Regions from separate parts of the Mus musculus genome. Here regions 2, 3 and 4 are each linked to region 1. The links are chromatin loops, found by intact Hi-C in ENCODE. Cell type or tissue: heart. All regions are shown on one strand. Region 1 overlaps Wdfy2 (WD repeat and FYVE domain containing 2). Region 2 holds the start of Ints6 (integrator complex subunit 6). Region 3 overlaps Wdfy2 (WD repeat and FYVE domain containing 2). Region 4 has its middle 9.8 kb from the start of Defb48.

Evidence for each region. Hi-C counts contacts between places; a loop is a spot of excess contacts. Peaks named below come from ENCODE experiments on the same cell type or tissue, not always from the same donor. Only the 100,000 strongest peaks of a DNase experiment are listed, where the experiment ranks them.
Region 2: it touches region 1 in a loop (4-fold over the local background); 9 of 42 quality-filtered maps call a loop at or near these places.
Region 3: a loop joins it to region 1, with 5 times the contacts of the local background. A loop is called at or near these places in 19 of 42 quality-filtered maps.
Region 4: it touches region 1 in a loop (2.4-fold over the local background); 6 of 42 quality-filtered maps call a loop at or near these places.

The regions. Positions count from the first base shown.
Region 1 is chr14:62,876,875-62,881,874 of GRCm38, forward strand. The region is part of intron 1 of Wdfy2 (WD repeat and FYVE domain containing 2); the gene reads left to right. Among named protein-coding and RNA genes, the nearest start is that of Mir6541, 14 kb to the left of the region's middle. In heart, a CTCF peak has its summit at 2,797; DNase peaks (open chromatin) are centred at 1,427, 2,357, 2,797 and 3,337; H3K4me3 peaks cover 549 bases; H3K27ac peaks cover 2,561 bases.
Region 2 is chr14:62,757,311-62,762,310 of GRCm38, forward strand. It overlaps Ints6 (integrator complex subunit 6), which reads right to left and starts at 3,802. Exons shown (of 19, transcript NM_008715.2): 1 at 3,238-3,802; 2 at 2,856-2,933; 3 at 1,891-2,040. The coding sequence starts at 3,348. 4931440J10Rik (RIKEN cDNA 4931440J10 gene) reads left to right here and starts at 3,191. Exons shown (of 7, transcript NR_045503.1): 1 at 3,191-3,276. In heart, CTCF peaks have their summits at 2,372 and 2,625; DNase peaks (open chromatin) are centred at 2,571, 2,631, 3,361 and 3,931; H3K4me3 peaks cover 3,208 bases; H3K27ac peaks cover 2,980 bases.
Region 3 is chr14:62,935,594-62,940,593 of GRCm38, forward strand. The region is part of intron 6 of Wdfy2 (WD repeat and FYVE domain containing 2); the gene reads left to right. Among named protein-coding and RNA genes, the nearest start is that of Defb48, 46 kb to the right of the region's middle. In heart, CTCF peaks have their summits at 2,398 (motif pointing left) and 4,044 (motif pointing left); DNase peaks (open chromatin) are centred at 1,248 and 4,998.
Region 4 is chr14:62,972,242-62,977,241 of GRCm38, forward strand. It overlaps the pseudogene Gm21021. Among named protein-coding and RNA genes, the nearest start is that of Defb48, 9.8 kb to the right of the region's middle. In heart, a CTCF peak has its summit at 3,045 (motif pointing left); no DNase peak of the experiment used is centred here; H3K4me3 peaks cover 245 bases.

The DNA.
Region 1 (5,000 bases):
AGATAGGATAGTGGAGACTTTTTCAGATGATGCAATTAGATTTTGCACTGATCGCCTCTTTTTAAAGAAATCTTATCTCCAGACAGGTTTCCTTTGCCAGCAGCTTTTCTCAGGGTGGGGTTTATTGTTACTCACCAGCACACCTCAAGCTCACCCTTGAGACCTCCATTAAGCATCTTGAGCAGACTTTGCCGTTGCTTCTGTATTCAAACCAGTGTGCCATTAAATGGGTTCCGGGGGGCCTTCAGAGTCTAACAGACGCTCTTAGGGCTAAAACTTGGAGGTAAATTATTACAAACCTTTCCATGGCTTGGGTTTGGGATCTGTGGTTGCTTACTCGAGAACACATTGGCAGGGTTGGTTGGTTTGGTTGGTTTTGGTTTTTTGGTGTACACTCCTCCTTTCCTGGTATTGATGGCTTCTGTCAGGTCGTCCTCTGTCACACTGCTTCAACTCACTGAGCTGTCTGTTCTCATAGTTCTCTCTTGGAAGAGACTTTGTGTTTTGTTTTGTGTTGCCTATGTTTTCTTGTTTTTAAAATACGGGTTACTAAACCTGTTATAGTAAGCTTACAGACTAGAACAATTCCTTCTTCCTTCCTGTACCCCAGTTGTTACGACTGTCAAAGGCAGTATTTGGAAATATCCCCTGTCATGATCAACCGAGGTTCAGAAACTCTTTTTGTCCCTTCTTTCTTAGGGCATCATATCTAATTCTTCCAGCCCATGTTTCAGTTGAATTTAATGCTGCCCTGCTCTGCAGTGACCAAGTGGGTTCTGCTATCCACTCTCAGCCAGGATGGCTTTGGGCCCCTGGACTTGCTGTTGTATTCTGAATGCTATGTTATTGGCAACTCTCTGAAGATAGCAATTCTAGGAAGGTAGTTATTCCACTGAGTTGTATTTAGTTAGGTTTTTTAAAGACAGGATCTCTCTAGCTGGCCTGCAGTTTTGTACATAGATCAAGCTGGCTGTGGACTTACAGTGATCCTCCTGCCTCTACTTCCTGAGTGCAGGGATTACAGCTGTATGCCATTTACTTATTTGTTTTTATTTTTTACCACACATACCCACCTGCAGTTTTAAGTGTATGTTTTAGGTGACTTTACATAGATAACCAGCATTGTAAAGGCAGCAGCACCATTTCCTTCCGGAACATTTTCATCATCAGAAAGAACCTGAGAGCAGTTGGCTCCACGTGCAGATCTGGGGCACTGACAGCCAGGACACTCTGAGTCGATTTTCTTGCTGCGCAGTGTTCCATGAAGCTCCTCTGGAGCCTTCATTCCATGCCTGCCACTGTCCCAGGTAACAGGAATATACTGGCATGATAAAACAGACCATTCTCCTGACTGGGTGGAACCAGGGACAATATTTAAATATAGACCTTTCCTCCCTTCATGATGTCAGAGCTTTCCCTCTGGGCGGTGCTGATAAGCACAAGTGGCTCTCTTAGGGCCAAGGTTTCCACTCTTTCTTTTGCTGTGAGGGTTCCTGAGAGGACAGATGACACGGCTAATATCCAGGACTCTGCCGGCCTCTGATCCCTGTCACAGCACTCCTGCTCCTCACTGTATCAAAATACGTTTATTTCCTCTTTATTTTTTGTTTTTCTTTTCCTTTTATATATTCACTTAACCTTTTGAAAGCAAGTTCCCTGTGTTAAATACTGTATGTGGTAAAAATATCAGTATTATAACATGTAAATCCAGACATATATTTAAGAATTAAATATAAAAATACTCAAGAAAAATTTGCAGAGTTGTCAGAGGGCTCCTTGTCTGCCAGGTGGACAGCCTTGCTGATCAGTGCTGGCAGCTGATACCATGTCCTCACGGAGACTTGTGCAAGGTGCAGGGTGATCCTGGAGCTTCACTTTGCCTGAGGAGCCCCAAAGGCCTCAAATGGGGGTTCTTCAAAGAGAAGTAATATGCAGAAACACCACAAGTAGGAGGGTGTCCCAGAAGCCAGAAGCCCAAAGCAGTGAGGGTCACACCCACCACTAAAGTCAGATCACAGCTTGAAGGAACAGACCACATAAAGGCTAGATCACAGCACAGGGGCAGTTTGTAGACGTGGCTACTGCTTACTACCACGGCTACTCAGTAAAGCCCACGAGGCTTCCTCCAGGGCCCTGACTGACATCCAGGACTCTGGCCAGAGAACCTGCTTCTGTGTTCTAGTACTTGCTCACATTAAAACAGCACACAGTAGAAACAGGAAAAAAAAATCTACTTACGATATTGCCCAAAAACTGGAGCTAGAAAAAGTCTTAGCCTGTATCTACTTGTCCACAGCACCATTCCAGTTTACAGTCAGGGTGGCAGGGAAACTCAGCAGCACTGGGCATGCTCACAGTGACCCAGTTAGCAGAGCTGGACCAAGGGTTTATTCCTACTCCCATCATGGCACTTCCTGTAGGAACCCTAAACCTCATTGCATGAGTGCGGTTGTCTTCCTCGTGTGTGCACTTGTCATATGGGTCCCCTTATCTTCATTTTTAGGGTCTGTTTTATCCATTTAAAAGTACTTTCAAAGCTGACAACCATGCCACTTGCATGTGTTTTTTTGTAACCAACGTAAACTGTTAAGCTTCTCCCAGAACCTTTTTACTTTGGAGGAAGAGAGACATGCCTCAGGTGGTTAAAATGCCCAGGGGAGGTGGCTGTCATGTGTACACCTCCCTGGCTCCTGTGTGACTTCAAAGGCTGATAATGTTTGCTGAGCAGTAAGTAATTCCACTCAAGCCGGGGATGCCTGCTGGGCTGTAGCGCACTACATGTTTTCTTCAGCCACCAACAGATGGGGCCCGTGAGAGAGAGTTGCTGCATCTGAGAACATTCCGGTGTCTGTGAGTCAGCAAAGCTGTGTGTGAATCTTTTATAGTAAGCTTCTTGATTAGAAGCATTGAACTGTGTGGAAGAAGGGACCAGGGACTGAGTGGCACCAACTTGAACTGCCTTTATGCTCTGGAAGCTTCTGGGCACCAAAAATATATTGGGCATTGATGAAGATCGGATTTAGTTTATTTGCTGTGTGAGCTGAATGTGCCCTTAGGAATGGCATGGTGGTCAGAAATCTACTAAGCAAAGAGAGAGCTTTCTTCTTTAATCTTTCACCTACACTTTCTCAGAATCTCTGTAGTTGTCCTTTTCATTTGAAACATTTTGTATCCCTTAAACAAATTACTATAAAAACTACCAGAAGGCATTGCCTGACATCCCATTGCTTAAACTTTCCCTACTAGCAGATTGCTAGGGGGAGGTTCCTGGCCCGAGTATTGCTGCTGCAGTGACTAATCTATTGGAGAGGCATTCCCTAGAAATCCAGATCTACCACACACAATGGAATTTGTTCTCTACCCCTCACCCCAAGTTACTTCAGTGATACAAAAACAATTGTCCTCAGGGAAATGAGGCTCGTTGCCATGGTAACTAATGAAGGTTGCTTCATTCTCAGGCACATTTTTTAAAGCCTAGATTTCAACATGGATAGACCATTTTTTTCCAGTAGCTTAGCAACCTGTGGTACAATGTTTGTTGACACCCTTAGCCCTCCTTTTTCCTCCTCAGGAAAAAAAAAAAAGAGCTCTGAAGATAGTATTTCATTGTGTGGTTACTGTGAATTTGGCGTAGTTCTTAAGCATGTTGTTGACAGTGCCCTGACTTTCTAGATCTCAAATCAGGGCACATTCTGTGTGCTCTTCAGTGACCTACCCTGTGGTTTTCTTCCATACCCCTTGGCTAGGTGAACAGTTGATGCTATTCAGGGGGCCGCACAGCAGCCTTCTCTTTCTTACTTACTGATCTCAGCACTGTTCAGCCCAGCTCACACCTCACAATGAATACCAGGTAGGTGGACAGCCCAGATTGAACTGTCCAAGGTAAACACTGCCTTCCATAGAAATATCACTTACTAGTGAAAAGCGCCACTGCTCACAGATACCCACAGCCAGCCAGCATCCAGGGCTGATGAAACACTTCCCAACTGCTAAAAACCAACACCATCCTTGTGGTTTCAGACCCTTGGCTTGCTCTCTCCCTACCCCTCTTCCTCACCCTCTTGCTCTGTTAGATTGGGATTGATCAAGGCAACATGGAAATAAAAGGAAGAGTAAACCAACCTCAGCAGAACAGATGAAGAGCGCCGGTCTCTCCGTGGTAGTGGGGTCTATGGCTCAGGTACAGGGGCTTGCGGCTTTATAGGACAGAAGGGGGAACTTTTGCGGGGGAAGTTTTATCAGTGGATGTGTCCCTTATAGGTCCAAGGCTAAATGGGTTCAGCAGATGTCCTGGATGTTGGCTGTCTTCTCAGGCAGGTGCTCCTATCCCTGTGTGGAGTCCTTCTCTGCTGTCTCAAGTTCCTTGTTTTAGTTATTAACCCTTCACTGGGGATCTGGAGAGGGATTGTACAAGTTAGACAGTGTTCTGCCACTCAGCAAAACCCCCAGTTATTTTACCCCCCCCTTTTTTTGCCTGGTGTAAGTTGAAGTTTCTGGAGGTAGTAGGGGGGTGGCGAGAAAGCAGGGTTTGTGTTAGTGCTTGAATCACTGATAAATTTTTGTGACTGTGGATGGTTAGAATATTGCAGATCCAGAGCCAGTTATCTGGGGACGGCTTTTAAGTCTCTTTGAAAGTTTTTTACTGCCCACTTCTGTGTCTGGCCTGATAACCTTTGAACTAGCTCTTAAACCTTTGACACATACTATTTTTTTTAATGTTTTCACTAGCATATACTAATTATACATAATAGACATCATTGTATCATTTTCATACATATTCATAATTATTTTGCCATCTCTTGTCATTGTCTACCCCTTTCCTCTTTAAGCATCTTCTTAGCAGAGCACTAGCTTCCTCCAGTAAGCTAAGGATGTCATCAGTTTGTGGTTCCCACCAGTGAATTGTGTTTGGCCTGGCTTATGGCTTTGTTTTGCTCAGTAACTAAAAAAGCTCAAGTATTTACTGACAGTGTAGAACATGCTATTTGGTATAGCCCAAA
Region 2 (5,000 bases), 120 kb before region 1:
TCTCCAACTATTGAGAATATATCCAGTATTCCTACTATTCAGCATGAAATGCTTATATATATAAAAAAAAAATACTAGGGTTACAGAATAAACCCATCCTACAAGTTATTTTCCAAATATCCAAATGATATTTAGTATTAAATATTTCAACCATCCAAACTTCTAATAATCTTTGTATAAATGGGAAATACCAAATACTTAAATAAACAAAAATGGTTCTATGATGAAAAAAAATCCAGAAGCATGTTTCCTTCAAGGTAGACTTTACTCAAATAAAAACTGCTATTTATTTAGAAATCATTGCTTCTTAAATTATTTTAATGCTAGTTTCATTATTAGTTCAGGATATAAGCAAAAGCATTACTATCACTTCTTGAACCCTAGCTGACTCACTCCAGTAACTAAGAGGCAGCATCCTTGCTGCCTGGCAATGAGAGCATCACAATCTCCAGGGCTTTCTTCCTTCTGGTCAAAGTGATACAGCACAGGTCTCCCTGCAGCCTTAAACTTCCTACAAAAGTATACAAATGCCCTCAAATCTCTCCGTGGCAAACAATCCTCCTAAAGGACTTTATGCCACGTTTTAAAAATATGAGAGGTGGACATATCCAAATGTCCTTCTCTCTTATGAAATGTGACACAGAAAAACAGGAAATTGATAGTTCTATAACACACGACCTGACAAACGAAATAAAGGAACTAAATAGCAAGTTTCAAAGGTGTCTTTGAACTCAGTAACCTTGGATTAAAATGTTAAATGATAAAGACAGTAGCATTATAGCCAACAAAGGAAAAAAACTGCTTTTACAAAAACTGACCAACAAGTGGCAAAGAGTTATAAAGTAACAACAACAAAAATGTACGTTAAAATGATTACCTATTTAAATGATGGAAATGATTTCCAGAGAAATCTGATTTGTAATGCATACTTTAAATGCTGTAAGACCAAAATCAATCATTTCTAAAGATGTTTAAGAATTATCCCCAAGTGAGGCATATAGCTTGAAGTCACAGAAAAAAATTCTTTAAAATGTTCAAAATTCACGAGAACTGTGCATTATGGAACTTGGGAAAAGTATATAACATATATTCCTAAATATAGCATTATGGTAATAGTGCTTTGCGTACTGAAGTCCTTGGGTGTAATATTATTCCTTGTGTACACCACTGCATATCCTTTGGCATCTTGCATTTCTAGGAGAGCAATGTCCTAAGTTAGTAACATTGGTCAATGACTGTTGTGACTTAAAGCTCTTGTCCCATCCTCACAGATGAAAAAAGCAACCTTAGGGAGCTTCAGGAAGACAGGCAAATTTTCATGTTTTGCAGAAAACATCTTCCCAAGGGTTTAGAATTTTTAAACTTTAGAACTTCTGAATCTGTCATTGATTTCAAGCTTCGTACTGAATGCAGTCAACCAGTTACTGCACACCACTGAAAACTCTTGCCTGAGTTTACAATCGAGGTTAAGCTAAACCCTTGTCTAAAAATCATTTCTTCCAATATCTTTATAATATAGAAGCAACTACGAAGTCAGCTAATGGCTGTGGCCCATTCAATGGTTGCATATGTGCCTACAGGAAACTCAGACTGATACATTGAGGCAGGACACCTTCCCTTTTATGTCTTTTTTATGAACTCTGAGGGACTGAAACCAAATGTGTGTCAACTTTCTAGCCAAGAATTCAGATTTGAATTCTGAATGCAAATACATTTAAAGGGGCGTGGGGGATATGCGGCCATAATACCTTAGATGTTTTGAACGGTGTGCACTGTTGTTCAACCTCCAATGTTTTATACTTGCATTCCATGTTACATACTTTTGGACTGGATTGTGGTTTTGTACACAAAAATAAAAACAACTCTTTTCTACCTTAGTATTCAACCTACCTGCCCATAGTTGTCTATGCCAGTTACTAATCTATTTAAATTTAACAAATCAAAAGCTGTCCTTAGGGATTGGCCAAGAGTCGTAAGTCCTTCTGCCTGAAGGTTTTTCAGTTCATTCATAAACGTTGCATGGTTTTCTTTCCATCCAGCCTGAAAAGAAAGATGTAAGATTTTTTTTTTTATCATTTGAAGTCATGTACACACATGGACACCGATTACAATGTGATGTCCACCAAGTAGGTATTCCATTTCAGGTTTGCATATTTAACTTCACTTTTGCTTGATATGGCTTGGGGAATGTGTTATAACTGTTGTCTCTGGTGAGGAAACTCTTCCAAAGGTGGCCAAGAATGAACCTGCTTGCCCTACACCTTTTGTTAAGTTAACAACCGTCTTAATACTTTAATAACTTCACTGGGAAATTTGCTAACATAACATCCTCCAAATTGTGTGCAAGGGACGGGTGTTGCGACGGTGCTAGTGGGAGGCAGATGGCAGCAGGACTTCTTAAGTTGACCACAGCTGTCCCACCGATCGGTGGCCTTCCTAGTTCCACTCTGTGATGACCAAGTCTCGAAGCCCCCCTCCAGGCTTCCCTGCCAGCTTTGGCTGATTCCCTTTTAATGCAAACCCGGGCTAGGCAAGGCTGGGCCCCGCTGTCACTCGGGCTAACTTGAATAAATATCCCCCACAGTTCATTGCTGCCGCTCACGCCGCGGAGGGGAAATGTCGGCCATGTTGATCGTAGCGCCTCCGCCGCCAGGCCGAGCAGGACCCGGAGGGGACGGCGGTGGGCCAGAAACTGCCACCTCGCTGACGCTCCCGGGCTGGGGAGGGGTGGGAGGCCGCGGGGAAGGGACCTGGAGGCGGGAGCGGCCGTGGGGGAGGGGAGCATAATGAAGAGGGGGCGGGGAGGGCGAGCTAGGCAGGATCAGGGAAGGGAGGGGGAGGGCGAGGGCTGTTACCTTGATAGCATAGGGCGGCTCTTCGAAAGTGACCAGCATATACCTGTCTCCTCTGCTGGCAGGGTCCCGGGCACGGAGCTGCGGGCCAGGGTGGGGACGGGCGGGAGAGAGGGAAACACAGAGGCGAGGTTACCAGTCGCAGAAGGGTCGCTGGCCGCCCCCACAGTACCGCACACGCAGGGCCGTCCCTCCGCCGCCCCCCGCACCCACAGCAGCCCCACATGGGCCAGGCCCAGCAGAGCCCGCTCCCAGCGCCCGCCCGCCCGCGCGGTGGGGGAGGGGTCCCCGCGCCCGCGGAGCCCGCAGTAAACCCGCTGCCCCCCGCCCTGCCCCCCGCGGGCCACCGGGTCCGGGTCACCACCGGGGCTGGGTTAGTCGGTACCTTCATGAAGGTCTCTACCGCGCCTTTGGCCGTGTCCAGGTAGGTGGTGCCCAGATGGCTGCGCTGGTTCATAGAGGCAGACGTGTCTATCAGGAACAGTAAGATGGGCATAGTGCTGGCCGGGGACACCGGGGCCCGAGGTGGTGAAGAGATGGCAGAGGTGGAAGCACCGGCGGCGGCGGCGGCAACCGCCGATACGCGGGGCGGGGAACGCGGCCCCCGGGAGGAAAACACCAGCTATGGGGAGTTTCTCCCCCGATAGTTGAGAGGAAACTCCCCAGCCCAGGTCCTCCCGGCCGTACCCCCGCCTCCGGCCTGCCTGCCCGCTGGGGCGGCCGCGCGGCCGTCTGTCCGTCCGTCCCCCCCGGCCTGGGGGTCCCGTCCCCACTCCCGGACCCTGTGTGTGTCCCCGCGGGAGACGGGCCCAGTTCCCCACCCCACCCCCAGTGCAGGGAGTGGGGACCAGGGATCTGGCGAAGAGGGGAGTGGGCTGAGGGGAGATTGGCCCTGGGGCTGTTGAGAGAAGTTTGAGAGACTCCCTCCGCACCCCAGCGGTGTCACCACTTTCTCAGCCCCTCTCGCTACTGAAGCGCTTTTCTCTCTCACACTCCGGTTTTAACTCGGGCAGGGGCTACGTAGGCTCCGCCCCTGACACGTACTCGGGTCATGTGATCCACAGGCCCACTGCCCTATTGGCTGGTCCTTACAGCCTCATTAGCATATTCAAACAGCTCAGGGGCGGGGGAAGCCTGCAGGCCGACCGAGAGGACAGTTATTGAGCACGCGCGGAGGCGGGGCAGCGGGTGCACGCTAGAGCCAGCGCGCAAGGGGCGGCGGGCGGCCCGAAGCCCGCAGCCGGGAGGCGGGCTTCGGGAAGGGGCGGGGACAGGCCGCGGAAGCACCGCGGGTTGGGGCGGGGACTGCGTCGGCGCGCGGAGGGCGGGCAGCGGCCCTAGGCGTGTGTGTCAAGGCGGCCGGCCTTTTGGCTGTGCGCGGTGACAGGGTCGGGAGAAGGGAAGTGGAAGCCGCCCCCAACCTGTGGGTGAGGGCCCTGCGTCGCGATTTGAGAACGCAGGGCCAAGAAGGGTGAACGGACGAAGAATACGGGAGCGCGCAGGCCCACGCGGCTGCAGCAGGCCGGGCCTTGGGGCGGCCCGGAGGGGGCGGGGGAGGGGAAGTGAGAGGTTGTTTATGACCTGGTATTAATCCCCGCCGGTCTTTCGGCTCCGGCTCTAGCCGGTCAGAGGATCCACCGAAAAGGAAGCCAGCCCTGGAGTGCCTCACCCAACCCTGCAAACCCGAAGCGGAACTCAGATGTGGACTAGTAAAGCAACTGTCCTCTCCAACCTAGTTCTCTCTTCAAATCGTGTTAAGGCACTAGACTAGATTAAGAAATGAAAGGGGGGCCTTCCAAATCCTAATCCACTGCCCTCGTTTTAAAAGTGAAAAGGGATGACCACGTTGCGCAGGTGACCCAGAGAATAGATAGGTTCCTGGGAAACCCGCCTCTCAAGTCTTTGCCAGTGTTGTGTCGGAAAACATTCTCAACCCCTGTCATATTAAGTCTTCAGTCTGCACCTGCAAGTCCGGAGAATTGTTCTCAAATGTAGTTGGGAAACTGCAAGACCCGCTGCCTGAAATATGAGTTGAATTCGGAACATTGAGGCCTTTTAAGAGTCGGTATTTGTAGGGCTTCTCCCACTGGCCCTGCATTTCCGGATTTTCTCTGCTGAAATTCTGGCCTGCTGGGCATCTGTAGTGAC
Region 3 (5,000 bases), 59 kb after region 1:
GCCACCTGCCTGTTCTGTACTCTGCTACATACCGAAACAAACCTTTCTTTTGTCTCTTCTTACTTCTTTATGGGAGCCAGCCTTCCTGTGGGCCCAGGCTAATTCTCAGGATCCTCACATCAACATAGACTTCCTTTGGGCACTAGCATCTCTCCATTTATTATTACACTTATTTTTCAAGCCCTCTCTGTCCTCTCTGTAGCCTCCTGTAGCAATTCCCATAACTCTTATAATATATTCTTAAATTATATGATTTGTAAAACATAAAATGTTCTATTTTAACCATTTTTAAATAGTTTGGTGGTGTGAAGTACATTGCTATTATTGTGTCACCATCACCAGCATCCGTCCCAAAACGCTTCACCTTGTGAGGCTGCAGCCCTCTACCCTTTGATGTTAGTCCCTCCTCCAGGAGCCTTGGTTCTTTCTGTGAGTGTGACCAAGTAAGTGGGATCATCTAGCACTTTCCATTGCAAAAGGACTGTTGCACACCCACGGCAGCAGCAGTTCTTACAGGAATGCCATGCCCCCGGCTCCTCCAGAGGTGTCAGCTCCCATTTGCCTTCCAGCCCTTTACCTCTGGTTTGTATCTGTTACCTCATTTGAGGTGCTTTCCCTGAGGTGACCCACGGTCTGCTGGGATGTGTTTAAAACTTTGTCGTGCTTAAAGTTTGACAGCATCTTCCATGGTGGCCGCTTGTCTCTGCCGTTGCTGCCTTCATTCATGTCGTTGGATAGCACACTCTGCCTCCATGCTTGCCTTCTGCCTCTGGCTGTTCTCAGAATCCCTAAGTCTGCCTCAGTTCCCCTTCTCCTGACCCTTTGCTCTGTGGAGTTGATCTCAATGAATGCTCTTGGTCAGAAAGAGAAGCATCGTTGTCCTCAAATCTCTCGCAGTCCGGAGGGAGAGAGACAGGCTGAGCTGCAATGCTGCTGCTGACAGAGGATGGGAAGGAGCACCAGGGCTCCATCCGGGGGAGCTGGTGCTTGACCGGAAATCCTTGGGAATGAGTGAGAGCTGGATTCTTAGGGAAGGAGCAAGAGGGTGCCCAGAAGAACACTGGCACAACCAGGGCACAGAGATCAAAGAGCCTTTGCTGAGTGCTGGCACTGCTGCTCACCCCTCTGAGGACACACCTGTCTGTCTGAAGGAAGACTGGACCCAGTTGTGGCAAGGTAGCCAGTAAGAAAGCCATAGTCACTTTAGATCCTAAGGCTTATCCTGGACTTACTTAGCTGTCCTTGAAAAAACAATGAGTTTGAAGCCAAGAAACAGTCATCCAATCCCCAGGAGCGGGAGTTGCAACATCCTGGTCTTTAAAAGCAGCTTACACTCTTAGCTGCTCCATCTCCCCAGCTCCAGAAACCATGTCTTAAAATGGGCTTTTCCTGTAGGGGAGGGGAATAGATAGATTGCAGATAAAATGTAGGATGTTGAAAAATCATCGCAGTGGGGACTATGAGTGTACCTCAGTGGGTAGGGTATTTGCCTAGTGTCGGTGAGGCCTGGAGCAGGGGGTTGCAGGAAGGATATGCCTGGTAACTAGCCAGATTTGATTTAGGCAGAATTGGCCTCTGTAGAAGCCACTTGGGTCCCCTGAGTTCTTATTGCTGAGTCCACGGGGTGAGCAGCTGTTTCTAACCACCATGGTTTTGGCTAGATATGGCCGAGAGTTGTGTTTTATGCATGCTTGCTCTTATGTGCTACTTGGGTATTGGGTCTTCACCTTTCTCGTAGTTTGAAGCAGTCTCATCTCATTTTTATCATGAAGTATCTTTGAGGCAGATAGCATGGCTCAGGAAGGTTGTTATCTCACGTGAGAGCAAATGTAGCAGTCAAGGTGCTTCGTACAGAAGGGAGCTGCACCAGTTGGCACAGCACAGCTACCTTGAAGGCTCAGTTTACAGGGTTAAGCTCTTCCTGTGTAGGGGCCTCCTCTTCTGTGCCTGTGCAGTCCCAGATTTGGCCAGATACCAATCCTAGAAGAGGCTTTTAAATAACGATCAAACAGAGACCAAAGTAAGATCCATTAGGGTAAGGAGGTGTCTCTTCCATCCGTGTCTCAGGAGGTCCTCGGTGTCTGTAGATGGGGCCATTGTCATTCACCCCAACATTCTTCTTCGTGCGGAGCCATGGCCATTTGCTCCATGGTTTTCTTTTCTTTCAGGGCAGCCCTGAGCATTGTTCCCATTGTTCTCCTTCATGGGGAGCCCTGGCCTTGGATCTGTTGTTCTGACTGATGAGGAGCGCTGGCCATTGGCTCCGTGTGTTCTCTACTGGGGTAGAAAGTCAACTGGGAATGTGGACTGGGGCACGATCAGCCCACCTCTACAGCAATATCAGTGGAGATCTGGGGAAGGAATTTTGTGTTCTTAGCCCCCTCTGCTGGTTTTGTTTTGTTTTTCCTGGAGCTAAAAGTCAAATATCAGGATTCTTTTTTAAAGTAGTTTCTTGATACACACTTCTACTAAAAACCTCTAAATTTGAGCTGAACAAATCGGTAAATCCTATTTTGACCACTGTAAGTTTGACCATCAGCAACATCTTCTTTATTTGTGTAATTTAGCTTTGTAAGGTAAGGTCTTACTGTACAGCTCAGGCTAGTCTCAAACTCATAGCAATGCTCTTGCCTCTGCCTCCCAAGTGTGCTGGAATTACTGGTGTGAACCACCACGCCCAATCCAAGAAGTGCTCTGATGAACATGGACAAATGAGAAACAGGAGGGTTTGAATTTAATCCATCAAAGCCTTCTGGTCACAGGTTCAGTCCTATTTACTCACTGTTAAGGAGAATCCAAAGGAATAGTGTTGACTACAATAAAAGCAACTGAGCAAGCCAAGAAATTCCTATGTGAATGTGTGTCTTCAAACTGTTACATTGAGAACTTTAGCTTTAGCTAAATGGGCACTTGCACCCATCTTTCTGTGAGGTCTGACTCTGTGTGTAGATTGCCCCTGAGCTGACCAGCATCAGCTTGCTCTCTGAGGTCAGTAAAAGAAGTGTAATCCTTACCTTTACTCCCCTTCAGACCAACCTGGAATCCCATCAGACAAACAGTTGCGGATAATTCATCAAGATTATGTGGGCGGAAGTGCCGTGAAGCCCTGATACAGCCCATGGGCTGCTTGCAAGCAGTAAGGGAGCCTCTTTAGTGCAGTCGGAGAGAAGCTTGCAGGGCAGTGGAGTTAATGGCACCTAAAGGAGTGGAGGTGGATCGGGTCTTAACCACTGGAGATGGCTCAGCAGTTAAGAGCGCTGACTGCTCTTCCAGAGGACCCAGGTTCAATCCCCAGCCATCTGTAACTCTACTTCCAAGAGATCCAATGCCCTCTTCTGGGCTTTATAGGCATCAGGCATGCACATGGTGTATATGCAGACAAAACACCCACACATACATTTAATAAATTTAAACAGGAAGAGAGGGGCCCCTAGAAGGGGAGTTCACAAGTTCTCCTCAATTCAGCCTGGAGTGTAATGTACTGACTTTGATGAATTTTTTTTTTTTTAATTTAAGAAGCACTGTGGTCTGAGTACTGGCTCAGGCCCTCTGTAAGCTAATTATTAGCCTGCCCAACTTACTGTGAGGAAGTTACCTGTCACGCTTTGGCAAAGGCAGACCCAGCAGCTTCTAACTCTGAGTTCAGTTTTGCAAGGCTTTTGTATATGTCTCAAAAATATTACCAAAACAAGCATTTTGGTAACAGGTATCAGGTTTCTAAAACCATTTAGCCTCTGGCCCAGTTCTACATTTGCCATTCTTGTCTATGAAACAATAAAAATGTGGAGCAAGGGGTGGCATTACATAGCTACCCAGGAGGCTACAGCAGGGGAGTTACTTAGCCAGAGCTGGAGGCCAGCATGAGCCCTGTTGTTAAAAAAAAATAATAATAATAGTAAAGAAAGGCCAGAGAGATGTCTACACAGCAGCTAAGCCTGCTGCTCTCGAAGAGGACTAGAGCTGGAATCTCAGCACTCGCAGTAAGAGGCCTATGACACCTGTAACTTCATCTTCAGGAATCTGGCACCCCCTTGTGGCCCCCACAGGCACCTGCATGAAGGTACTCACGTACATTGTAAAAGATGAAAAAAATGAAAAAATATGGATAGCTATTAAAATGCTTATTTTAGCAAATTTATAATATTCAGTTTAATATAAACAAATGTAAATATTCAGATAGCATTTAGGTAAATCCAGTAAGTAAGCAATAATGCAACATGCATGCATGGTATAGGATATGACTCCACCAGTAACAATTATATTCATAAAACATGTGTAACATGGGCTGGAGAGATGGCTCAGGGGTTAAGAGCACTGACTGCTCTTCCAAGGCCCTGAGTTCAATTCCCAGCAACCACGTGGTGGCTCAAAACCATCAGTAAGGGGTTCTGATGCCCTCTTCTGGTGTATCTGAAGACAGCTACAGTGTACTTATATAAATAAAAATAAATCTTTTTAAAAATCTGTGTAACACAGATTTTACCATTTTAACCCTTGCGGTGTTTTGTGTTTGTTTTGCACTGCTAGAGTTTGCTCTGTGGGCTGTGTGCATGCTAGGCAGGTGTTCTGCCCCTGACTGCATCCCTGCTAGTTTCCTCCGCTGTTAAGCATACAATAGTTCAGGGAAGTGTTTCTGTAGTTACCTAGCTTCATGAAGAGTCCATCATCCACTGAGTCTCTGTTGATGAATCTTTTCAAGCCATTCTTTCTCACAGTGCCCACAGTGGTCTAAATCTGTTGTAGTTTAAGAATCTGAGCTGCTCATCTTCACGTTTTATAGGAAATAAAAAAAATCTGTCACTGCCTTGTTTTCCTGAGTGTAGTGGCTTCACTAGTGAAGAGGCCTCTTCATATTCCCTGGCATCTAATACTGAAAGGGTCAACTGGGTGAAGGCCTCACGTCAGCAACACTGCTTCCTCAAGGGAAGGTGTCTCGGCCCTGCCTCATCTGCTGGGAAGACAGCCAAGGGCGTTCATTTCCACTCCCTGTTATTCAGCTG
Region 4 (5,000 bases), 95 kb after region 1:
ACACTTCCTTATGCAGTTCCATTCAATCTACAAATATTTATCAAGGGCCAGCAAGATGGCTCATTACTACACAGGTGTCACCAGGCACCAGACAGCCAACTCCACCTCCCCTGGAGACGATGGCCAAGCTCAAATAGTGCAAGCTACTATGAACGCATGGGGGTGGGGCAGGATGGTTCTTGCAACAGTGACATTTCAGCTAAGTCGCAAGAGAGAGGCAAGAATGAGCAGGTGGAAAGTCGAAATGGGAATGAGTGTGCCAAGGGAGGGGTCAACCCAGGGAGTAGCACTTAGTGAACAAATGGGAAGGTGGGGCTGTTTAAGTCAAGAAGTGCCTCTGCCAGCAATACTGTCAATGTGTATGAAGCTAAGAGACAGACTGAAACAACAAAACAGATGAGCATGTCTACGATCCCTCTCCCGCCTCTGTCAAAGAAGCCTCTGGGGAGAGTCGGCTCCATGAGCATCACAGTGGCCAAGGTCATTAGGCCAGTGTGGCAGCATCAGAGCTGAAGGAAGGGGACAGATGGAAGGCAGGTTTCAGAAGGGTCCGGAAGGCATCACTGATGGAGTGGGCGAGGCCGGAGGGGAGCTGTCAAGGATGAATGAGTTGTGCACAGGTGGGTGGTGCCAGGTGCCACCGGGGACCTAGTTAGAGAGGGATCCGGCCACAGAGGGCTGATAAAAGGCCAAGGTTGGCCATGCTGAGTTTGAGATATTTGAGATCTGGACTTGAAGTTCAAAGAGGAAATCTGGTCTAGGTAGAGGATCCAGGACACATGATAGAGTGAGAGATGGGGTAAAAGAGAGAAGAGAACAGGATAGGGCTGGGGAAATTCAGTATCTACAGGCTCTGTGAGGAGAAGCTATCACCCAGGGCAGGGCTTCTTAAACTTGCCCACTCGGTGGGAGCCCCTTCGCATAAGAAATCTACATGTGACCCAAGGTATAAAGGTATAAAGCGTAGGTGTTCGAGGAAAGCATTTGTTGATACTAAGCTTCAACTTCTCTCCACAACCCCTTCAGTCCTGGCTTGCTCACCATTTCTATACTACTCAGGATCACCTTCTTAGGGATGACACTGCCCCTGGTGGGCTGGGCCCTCCCATACCCATCATTATTCAATAAGACACCGACAGAATTGCCCACAGGAGATGTGGTAGCATCATTCTTTCAGTTGAGATTCCTCTTCCACGATGGGTCTAGCTTGTGTCAAGTTGACCAAAACCAACCAGGACATTTTTTAAAAAGAAATCTATTTTTAAACAATTCATATATATATATATGTATATATGTTCAATATATTTCCACTATACATATACCATTTACTAAACATATATTTATACATATATATATATAAACATATATGTGTGTGTATATATGTGTGTGTTTAGATAGATAGATAGATAGATAGATAGATAGATAATATATTACCATTTACCAAAAACAAAAGCAAATTTACATACTAGCGAGATGGGCATCCTTGTTCATTTTTAAGTGAAGAATTAAATCTTGGCTAAATGTTTGATACTGTAGGACACACTATCTTTTGCAAACTACATGCTGTCTCGGGAGCTCTCTCAGAGCTTCTGTTGCCACAGAGGTTACATGTGTGTGCTATGGACGCTCACATGATCCAGAGTCTCCTCCACTCCAGGGAAGTCACCCCGGACTCACTCACTCACTCGTGTTGACTTCTGCCTTCCACAAGCACAAGCAGGAAGATGCACACGAGTTTCTGAATGTCAGGCACGCACCCTGCCTGCCTGGGGACCAGCGTCTGAGGGTAGCACCCTGGGCCATGAGCTGATATTTGGAGGTTCCTAAAGATCTCAGATCAAGTATCTCCTCTGCCAGGGCACCTGGGGTACCTTTGACCCCTTCCTGGACGTCCCCCTGGATATCAAGGTGGTGCAGAGTGTGGACGAAGCCTTAGAGGGTTTACTGAAGGTGAAAGATTCTTTGGCGAGCAGGGGAGACCACACTACGCAGACCTACCACTGTGGCAGTTGTGCAGGCTCCCAAGACCCTGACTGCACAAACTGTGTTGAAGGTTTCCTGCTGGTGTTGAATTGACTTTCAGATTTCACAGGTGACAAAGTAGACAGGGAAGTGAGCTACCCTAAGTCCCTTGAGTGTATACATGTCTCAGCCTAATAAAGGATCACTTGTGTGTGCCCTCAATGTTGTGGCGATCCATGTCAGTGCTACTTGTCCCAAAGAACATTACCTCTGTTATGTCAAAGCTGGCAATGGCCAGTGGTATAAGATGGGTAATATAAGATGTGACTTCTGTCCTGAGGCAGCCTGCCCGGGTGCTTTTTATGCATACAGAAGACTGATCTCTAAAAAAGACAGTCTCCATGACCCGTAGGCAAAGCAAACAGGGCTCTTACCAAGTTTGGGAAGTCTGGCAGAGAGCACTCAGCAGGATCCTGCATGGGAACTGAAGATGCTCAAGAGAATACAGCAGCCAAAAGAAATCCCCTAACAGGGGAACTCAGTTGCTCAAAGCCTGCGCTGGACCTCAGGATAATTGAACCCACTCTACCAGCCGATACAGTTGCGATTCACCAGTTCAGACACAATTCCTGGTTCAGAGTGAACCAGGGGAAGAACTGTCCTGACAAGAACAATTACCCCCGTCCCAATTCTGCCAGGCTCCTGTCTGCTCTGGACGGGGAAACAAAGAGTTAAGCAAGGAGAGCAAGCAAGGGCAGAGGCTTCTAGCTGATTACTAACGTTCAGTCTACTAGCTGACCCCGGGTACTGTGGACACACAGGGAAATCTGAGGATGCCCCGAGAAGAAATGGATTTGCCCACCAGGAAGAACAAAATGTCTCACCCTTCAGGAGGTCTCCATTCATCTGCTGTGTCCTTGTCTGCCACCTCCACCACGCCTGCTCCCACCCCCTCCAGGGCCCCCAGCTGAAACCCCGAGAACAGACAATTCGGATGTGGAAGAAACTGCCTAGGGTCCTAATAAAAGTTGAACCCCAGAAAGTTCCTGGATTCTTGGGAGAAGCCTGCAGCGCCCTCTGCTGGAACTCACTGGCTTTGAGCAAGGTAGACAATAACTCACTGCCCACAGCAAAAGCACTTTTATAGTTATTTCCTGTAAAAAATTTTCTCTTGGGTTTTCTGTAGAGCATGCATTGTAGGGACTTTTTGGTTCACTGTGCTTGAGATGCGATTCTTTTGACCAAATAAATCCTGTTACTTGACACTTTATCAGTCTTTCATTTTGTCTCTAAAGCAAATTGACATTGAATATTAATCAAAGTTGTAGTAACACTGGCCTTGTAGATTCTATTTAAGTAGGTATGTTTCTGAGACTTGAATTTCAGTGAGTGAAAGCTTACCTGTTATTAATAATTTATAAGACGAGTAAGAGAATCTAAGAGTTTTACTTTAGAGAATGCCAGTCTTGGAAAAGCAGGACACAGGTATGATGCTGTGAAGCAGACGTGGGAAAAATGTGGGTGTAAAAGAGGGAAGAAGGGAGTGTGGAGATGCCATGGAGGGGCCATTCAGGGCTTGAGAGCATGGGCTGCTCTTCCGAAGGACACAAGTTTAATTTTTCAGCACGTACACTGTACTTCCCAACCTTCTGTAGCTCCAGTTCCAGGGGAGCATTCCAACTCCCTCTTCTGGCCTCTGCAAGCACTGGCTACACATGATGCACAGACGTAAAAGCAAGCAATGCCCAAACACAAATAAGCAAGCAAACAAACAAACATAAATAAATGCAGGGACTAGAGAGACTGCTCAGCGGTTAAGCTCACTGGTTGTCTTATAGCAGTCCCAGGATCAGTTCCTAGCATAGATTCATGCCTAGTATTCTAGCGCTAGCTGACTACCCACAGCTAGATGAAGTGACATATGTAGTCCTTTACAAATACCCTTCTGCTGGGCTGGAGACGCAGCTCATCGGTTAAAAGCACTGGCTGCTCCAGAGGTCCTGAGTTCAATTCCCAGCACCAATGCGGGAGAGCCCAGTCCATTGTGGATGGCGCCATCCCTAGGCTGTGGTCCTGGGTTCTATAAGAAAGCAGGCTGAACAAACCATGGTGAGCAAGCCAGTAAGCAGCGCCCTTCCATGGCCTCTGCATCAGCTCCTGCCTCCAGGTTCCTGCCCTGGTTGAGTTCTGTCTTGACTTCCCTTCAATGATGAACAATGCTTTGGAAATGTAAGCCAAATAAACCCTTCCCTCCACAACTAGCCTTTTGGTTTTGCTGTTTGGTCACAGCAATAGAAACTCTAAGAGAGCTAAGAACTTCCCTTTTGAATTGATTAATGAAGCTGTCCCAGGCAGCGGTGGTGCAGACTTTCAATCCAGCACTTGAGAGGCAAAGGCAAGTGGATCTCTGTGAGTTTGAGGCCATCCTGGTCCACAGACTGAGTTTCAGACAGCCCAAGATACACAGAGAAACTTATCTCACTCCCCCCACTCCAAAGGAAGCTGTAAGATTTTCAGCCTCTTCTCTTAGCTTTCAGAGGTTCTCCCTCCGTCCTGTCACCCCCTACTTTCTTTCTTTGTTTTCATATGTTTCTGATTAATTCTCATGAACTTAAAGTATTGTTCCAAGCTATTTTCTTCTAACCTTACTCCAGTTCTCTCCTCTCTCCTGTCTCCCAGGATTATTCTCTCCACTCTTACATGATCTGCAAATTCTTGGTGTCCTGTCTTTTAATTTAATTTATTGGCTCTGTCTGTGAGAATTTGTCTGTTTTATAATTTTTTTCCTTCATTGTTGCCAGTTGTGAATCTGTTGAGTTTCTATTACAGTTTTTAATGTGGATTGGTTTTTTTGAGACTGGGTTTTTCCATGTGGCCCTGGCTGTCCTGAAACTCACTCTGTAGTTCAAGGTGGCCCCAAACTCAGAAATCCACCTTCTTCTGCCACCCAAGTGCTGGGATTAAAGACGTGTGCCACCACTGCCTGACCTGGAAACAGCAGGTTTTAAATGATTTTTATTTTTATTTTATAGGTATTT